2 separate regions of the Homo sapiens genome follow, and region 1 is linked to region 2. The links are chromatin contacts, found by POLR2A ChIA-PET in ENCODE. All regions are on one chromosome and are shown on one strand. Each heading gives the region's core, a stretch centred on a gene start or an enhancer-like site at or near the end of the contact. The rest is flanking DNA. Distances are from core to core; before and after follow the strand shown. Region 1 overlaps LINC02104 (long intergenic non-protein coding RNA 2104). Region 2 holds the start of PTGER4 (prostaglandin E receptor 4).

The links. ChIA-PET counts read pairs that join two places held with the same protein, here RNA polymerase II (POLR2A).
Region 1: POLR2A ChIA-PET joins it to region 2 with 14 read pairs in Caco-2. The contact joins the enhancer-like site here to the promoter of PTGER4 in region 2. POLR2A ChIA-PET finds 5 or more read pairs at or near these places in 2 of 52 experiments (BJ and Caco-2).

What each region holds. Positions count from the first base shown.
Region 1 is chr5:39,524,147-39,527,577 of GRCh38, forward strand. LINC02104 (long intergenic non-protein coding RNA 2104) reads left to right here. Exons shown (of 3, transcript NR_104632.1): 3 at 105-562. Among named protein-coding and RNA genes, the nearest start is that of LINC02104, 5.4 kb to the left of the region's middle. Within about 2 kb of position 1,830, at least 8 of the 41 ENCODE cell types and tissues checked have a DNase peak (open chromatin) inside an H3K27ac peak, as active enhancers do.
Region 2 is chr5:40,678,416-40,681,614 of GRCh38, forward strand. PTGER4 (prostaglandin E receptor 4) reads left to right here and starts at 1,500. Exons shown (of 3, transcript NM_000958.3): 1 at 1,500-2,063; 2 at 2,536-3,199. The coding sequence starts at 2,579. RefSeq lists a silencer at 1,163-1,382 and an enhancer at 2,518-3,045.

The DNA of each region.
Region 1 (3,431 bases), core at 580-3,079, 1.2 Mb before region 2:
TTACAATGGTGACTAAAGTATACATGTATTTTTGCTAATATATAATATGAATCTGTGTGCATGTGATTTCAATAAAAAAATTTTCAATTTTTAATGAATTATAGCTTTGTTAACAGCGTGAAGACTAGAAGAAAAAGAATGGAAGAAAGAAGTGAAAGAGAAACAAATAGGGAAGGGGATCCCTCGGATGACTGGGAAGGAAAGGAAAACCAGAAAAAGCAGTCAGGATGAATGCCTGACAAAAAACTCTGCTGCAGTGACACTTTGACATGAAGCAGATTCAAACTTTCTATGACTGAACAGGACATTTTCCATTTATTGCTCCTTTGATACCCAAGCTCCTCAATGGGGGTATTCTTCAATGAGACACTTTTACCAGTGACCATATTCTTGCTTGTTGGTTTCTTTTTTTTTTAAAGTATGTTGCTGCTGTACTTTTAAGAAAGTTGTGTTTTATCTTAGTACTTTGATATTCATAAATGGTATAAAGCATAATTTTACCACATAGCTTTAATGGAATACTTTTTACAAACAAAATAAAACTTGACCTTCTTCCACCCTATCTCCACATCGGAACTAATTTTACTACATTTTATTTTTCAAAAACTATTAATTCAGTCAATGAATATTGACTTTGGACTACATTGGGTCATTTTCAATGGATTGCTCTGGTACAGCTTTACTTTGTCATGTCCTTTGTTCTTGCTCTTTCTTGTCTACCTACCAGTTAAAATATGAAACTCATGAAGCATTTAGCTCCCTGGATAGTGATTCCTGTATCAGGGTGAATCATGCAAACTTTCATATTGTCTAAACTATAATTCAGAAATATAATGTGGCTTAAATGGGAACTTGGGGCTAATGTTTAACAAGTGTGCACCATACTTTATCAGTTCTCTAAGATTTATTTTCTACAAACAAAATTTTTTATGTAACGGGCTACCTTTAAGTGGTAATCCTAAAGGCCCTTTCTGACTTGTTCATTAACTTTTTCAAGTCTTCAGGCCACTGAGTTATCTGGTGCACAGAGTAATACCAAATCATGTCTGAGAAAGGTTCCATGATTCCCAAAGTGCCTGATTTTCCACGTCTTCCTGTAAGAAGTAGTAATAGATATGCTAAATGACTGGGGAAATAAGAATTAAGCCTACGGCTACTTTAAACTTTCCTATGGAAAGATTTTAATGAGTTTCCAAGTAGACTGTTCAGCTGAGACAATTTTATATAATGTGGTATATATGATTTAAAAATCTACATCCAAAAAACACATAAAAGACATACCCTACTTTAGCTATGTGTCACTATACTCAGCTATGTATGCATAATATAATATACATATATACATACACACATGTAGTTTAGACACACCCTACTTTAGTTATGTGATAGTATATATGTTTATGACTTAGAAACCCTACTTTAGCTAGGTGTTAGTTTTTTTCTCTGACTCTAAAATTATGTGTTTTGTTTGTTTGTTTGTTTTTGGAGACAGAGTCTCACTCTGACCTCTGTCGCCCAGGCTGGAGTGAAGTGGTGTGATCTCAGCTCACTGCAACCTCTGCTCCCGGGGTTCAAGCAATTCTTCTGCCTCCGACTTCTGAGTAGCTGGGATTATAGGGGTGTACCACAATGTCTGGCTAATTTTAGTATTTTTAGTAGAGATGGGGTTTCACCATGTTGGCCAGGTTGGTCTCGTACTCCTGACCTCAAGTGATCCACCTGCCTCGGCCTCCCAAATTGCTAGGATTACAGGCGTGAGCCACTGCGCCCAGCCAATTCTGTTTTGACTATGAAGTAATACGACTTAAAATATGAATTACGGAAGCCATGCTTCTGAGTCATGCAGTGACCTTCCTCCACCCATCCCCACGCCAGTGCCTCCCACTGTTATTTTTGTGCATTTGGCATAACCAGTTTTCTTTAATGAAAGAGATTTCCTTTCCAAGATAGGAGTGCAAGCTCCAGACTAAAATTATGAAAATGCAAATGAGTAGTGCTTCCTTTATCCAAGTTGCTTTCTTCAGGTATATGTTGTATGTGTGCTGTTGTTTGCTGGTAGCTAAAAGTCCATTCTTTCAGCAGGATTGTCTTCTGTCTCTAAGGGAACAAGAATGACCATTAAGTAAAAAACATGTATGAAATTATGCGGGTGAGAATCTTTACCCCACTTTTTGTTCTTTTTGATGGTAGAAAAACCTTTGTCTTGCAAAGGCAAAACTAGTAAAAACTTTCTGCCTTCGGCTTAAACATTAAATGAAAATATATCTATTTAAACAATGTTTTAGGCTGGGTGCGGTGGCTCACGCCTGTAATCCCAACACTTTGGGAGGCCAAGGCAGGCGGATCACAAAGTGAGGAGTTCAAGACCAGCCTGGCTTATATGGTGAAACCCCGCATCTCCTAAAAATACAAAAATTAGCTGAGCATAGTAGTCGGCGCCTGTAATCCTAGCTACTCAGGAGGCTGAGGCAGGAAAATTGAGCCGAGATCATGCCACTGCACTCCAACCTGAGTGACAGAGTGAGGCTCCATCTCAAAAAAAAAAAAAATTGTTTTGCCCTGAATGGGTAGACCGGTGGGTTTGAGTTCAGCTTTGGGAAAAGGTAGGATGGTTTTCCTCTAAGCATGAAGTAGGCAGAATGTGCCTGTTTTGTCCTTTCATGAGAGCAATTTGATCTAGAGGAAGTACGAGGCTTTAAACTCCGGGTCTACAGAATTAAAGGAGGGTAAAAGAAGGACAGCAGGACCTGACACTGGGCTTCTTATTGTTCCTGTCACAATTTAAATCATTTGTTCACAGTTGGTCACAAGACCTCAGTCTATTCCGTGCTGCAAGTGTATTCTTTCAAAAAACAGGAAGCAACACTTAAGTAATTGCAGATTTACAGTGACTACCAGGCTGATCCCAGCTCTTTGTCATGGCTTTCCTGTTTGGGTCTGAAGGAAGTGGCGGAGAAAGGAGAGAGAGGGTGGGGGAAGAAACTGTTAGAAGGACGGGTTAGCCTGAGCCTGGCTTTGCCTTAGTGAAAGAGTGATGAAAACACTTTAAACAGTTGCCGACAGGCCGGTAGAAAATATTTGACATCTCACCTACATCAACAAGCAAGAGTTAAAGGTTAAATCACACACAACTCAAGTGCTGGGAAAAAAGGATAGGTTTAGGTCATCAACTTTCTTTGTTCTAGGACCGCCCTATGTCAACAAGGAGACATATTCCCACTCCCTGGTTGGAGACACCAGGACAATAGAGACTGATCCACATTTGCTCTGGGTGGTAAATCCCCTTTTAAGCATTTGTAGCTTGCCTCTAGTCTAGCCTTCTTCATCGTTTTTTACCTGCTTCCAAATACCTATGTATTTAGGGCAATGTGGTTGGTGGCCTTTCTTCTTTCTTCAACCAGTTTCTTGAGATCCCAAGCATGAAGCTTAGT
Region 2 (3,199 bases), core at 250-2,749:
TTATTAAGTAAATAGTATAAACAGAATAATTCTTTATTAGTATATCCATATAGTGCCTTTTGCAAGTAAATATGATTCTGGATATTTTATGACCTGTAATTACTTGAAATCGGAAAGCCCTTTTAGTTTCTCTTATTACCCATGTGTTGCTGAGACTAACTGAAGAACCAGTTAGGAGGTTTGTTCGTTCACGAAATAACATTTAAGAAATGGGTACCTGCTTATCACATAAAAGAATCCAGTTATTTACTTACCCTGTGAGGAGACATAATATGTTAGAATGCTTGTACACTGCAGATGGGAAGAGGTTTTTCCAGGAATTTAAATTGTGCAATAAGGCCACACAATCTTACTTAAAAAAAATGGTGAAGGGGTTTTAATTACACCATGAAGTTTTACAATTTTTTAGGTTTTTAGTTCTGGTTTTAGAAAACAGAGTAGAAGGATTACAGAGAAAAACTTCACCATTAGACAAGAAGTCAAAATGATTCTAAGGGCCGCGCAAACAGGCTTTTCCAAGAATTAATCATGAGGTGGTGCTTGGAGAATTCCTTTACTCCAGTGACTTTGAAACCCCCTTCTCACTCTCCACTAGTCTTTCAAAGGATTCATGGTGAATTGGGTCTAACGAGTATAACACGGCCGGCCGAAGGCATGAAGCTCACGCTACCCTTTCAGGGCGGAGAAGTTCCCAGGAGGAAGAATGGAGAAAAAGATCGCAGTTAGGCAGTCCTCCCAACCTCACCAAGGCTCCACCTCTCTCCAAAGCCGCAAGGCTCTGCCACCTGCGCCGGGAGAGGCTGCAATCACTGTCTCCTCCTCTTTCTTTCTCTTTTTTTTTTTTCTTTTTTGCCTGGGGTGCCCGACCAAGCGCAGCCCGCAGTCTGGGCACTGCCAACTGACTCCAACTCCTTTTATGGTGAGAGGATGGATTCTTCGTTATTTCCCCGCCCAATCTGGTACCCACCCACCCACCCACCTACCACGTCCGCTGGGCGCACCCAAGTCTAACCCCGGGGCGCACGCGCTAGCGCAGACACCGTATTTCTTCTCCTTTCTCGGCCAACCCTAGGTAGAATCCTAAAACAACTGCCCTCTCTTCCACGATCTAGATGTTGCGGCCCGCGGACAGGAGGTTCAAGAAATAGTACACTCCGAGCGGCAGGCAGCGAGGCGGAAACGGTCGCCGGTTTCAGTGGTGGCCCCACTGGAAGCCGAGTTCAGGAGCGGCTAAGCGGTCGCCGGGGAAAGCACCGGGGCTTCCCAGGGTCCCCTCCGAGTTCCCACTCCGCACCTCCGAGGGCGTGAAAACCACGGGAGCCGCCCCACCCCGCGCGCCCAGCCCCGCCCCAGCCCAGACACCGCCCCCCGCCAGTCTTCCCTGCGGCGCCCAGGGAGGACGCGCTCCGCCCCCTTCCAATCCGGCCAATGGGCGCCCGGGCAGCGCGCGGTTTGCCTCCGCCTCCGCCAGGGAAACTTGGAGGAGGAGAAAAGTTTGTACAGAGGGTGGAAAGGCGAGAGCGGAGCTCCAAGCCCGGCAGCCCGAGAGGAAGATGAACAGCCCCAGGCCAGAGCCTCTGGCAGAGTGGACCCCGAGCCGCCCCCAGGTAGCCAGGAGCGGCCTCAGCGGCAGCCGCAAACTCCAGTAGCCGCCCGTGCTGCCCGTGGCTGGGGCGGAGGGCAGCCAGAGCTGGGGACCAAGGCTCCGCGCCACCTGCGCGCACAGCCTCACACCTGAACGCTGTCCTCCCGCAGACGAGACCGGCGGGCACTGCAAAGCTGGGACTCGTCTTTGAAGGAAAAAAAATAGCGAGTAAGAAATCCAGCACCATTCTTCACTGACCCATCCCGCTGCACCTCTTGTTTCCCAAGTTTTTGAAAGCTGGCAACTCTGACCTCGGTGTCCAAAAATCGACAGCCACTGAGACCGGCTTTGAGAAGCCGAAGATTTGGCAGTTTCCAGACTGAGCAGGACAAGGTGAAAGCAGGTTGGAGGCGGGTCCAGGACATCTGAGGGCTGACCCTGGGGGCTCGTGAGGCTGCCACCGCTGCTGCCGCTACAGGTGAGATGGCGTTGGGCTGACGTTGGGGTCAACGGGTAGAGAACGCAGGGATGCGGCCCTCGCCGAAGAGAGCCAAGAAGGGAAGAGCGCGCTCTCCAAATTGCTTTTGTAACTTGTTTTCAGTGAGCATTTTATTGATTCAGAATCTATCGAGAATAGCACTAGCGAGCTACTTTTCCCTTGAGATGGGTCTTATTCATCTTGGCAATGGAGTGAGTTGGATTGTGGGGAGGAAGAGGAATGGGAAAATCAGTTTATAAATATTAATGTCAGCAAGAGTGTGCTGTTGGCAGGACGTATCGCGAGCCTGGAGATTTTGGTGGCCGCAGTTGGTAAGTGGCTACAATCCAGAAAGTAGGATCGAGTTGCTCCCCTTGTCTTATCAGTGTATCGTTTCTCGGGCGCGGGTCTAACACCTTACAAGTGGTAATTTCCGCTCACGGCAGCTTTGTCTCTCTTCTACCATCCCCAGACCCAGCCTTGCACTCCAAGGCTGCGCACCGCCAGCCACTATCATGTCCACTCCCGGGGTCAATTCGTCCGCCTCCTTGAGCCCCGACCGGCTGAACAGCCCAGTGACCATCCCGGCGGTGATGTTCATCTTCGGGGTGGTGGGCAACCTGGTGGCCATCGTGGTGCTGTGCAAGTCGCGCAAGGAGCAGAAGGAGACGACCTTCTACACGCTGGTATGTGGGCTGGCTGTCACCGACCTGTTGGGCACTTTGTTGGTGAGCCCGGTGACCATCGCCACGTACATGAAGGGCCAATGGCCCGGGGGCCAGCCGCTGTGCGAGTACAGCACCTTCATTCTGCTCTTCTTCAGCCTGTCCGGCCTCAGCATCATCTGCGCCATGAGTGTCGAGCGCTACCTGGCCATCAACCATGCCTATTTCTACAGCCACTACGTGGACAAGCGATTGGCGGGCCTCACGCTCTTTGCAGTCTATGCGTCCAACGTGCTCTTTTGCGCGCTGCCCAACATGGGTCTCGGTAGCTCGCGGCTGCAGTACCCAGACACCTGGTGCTTCATCGACTGGACCACCAACGTGACGGCGCACGCCGCCTACTCCTACATGTACGCGGGCTTCAGCTCCTTCCTCATTCTCGCCACCGTCCTCTGCAACGTGCTTGTGTGC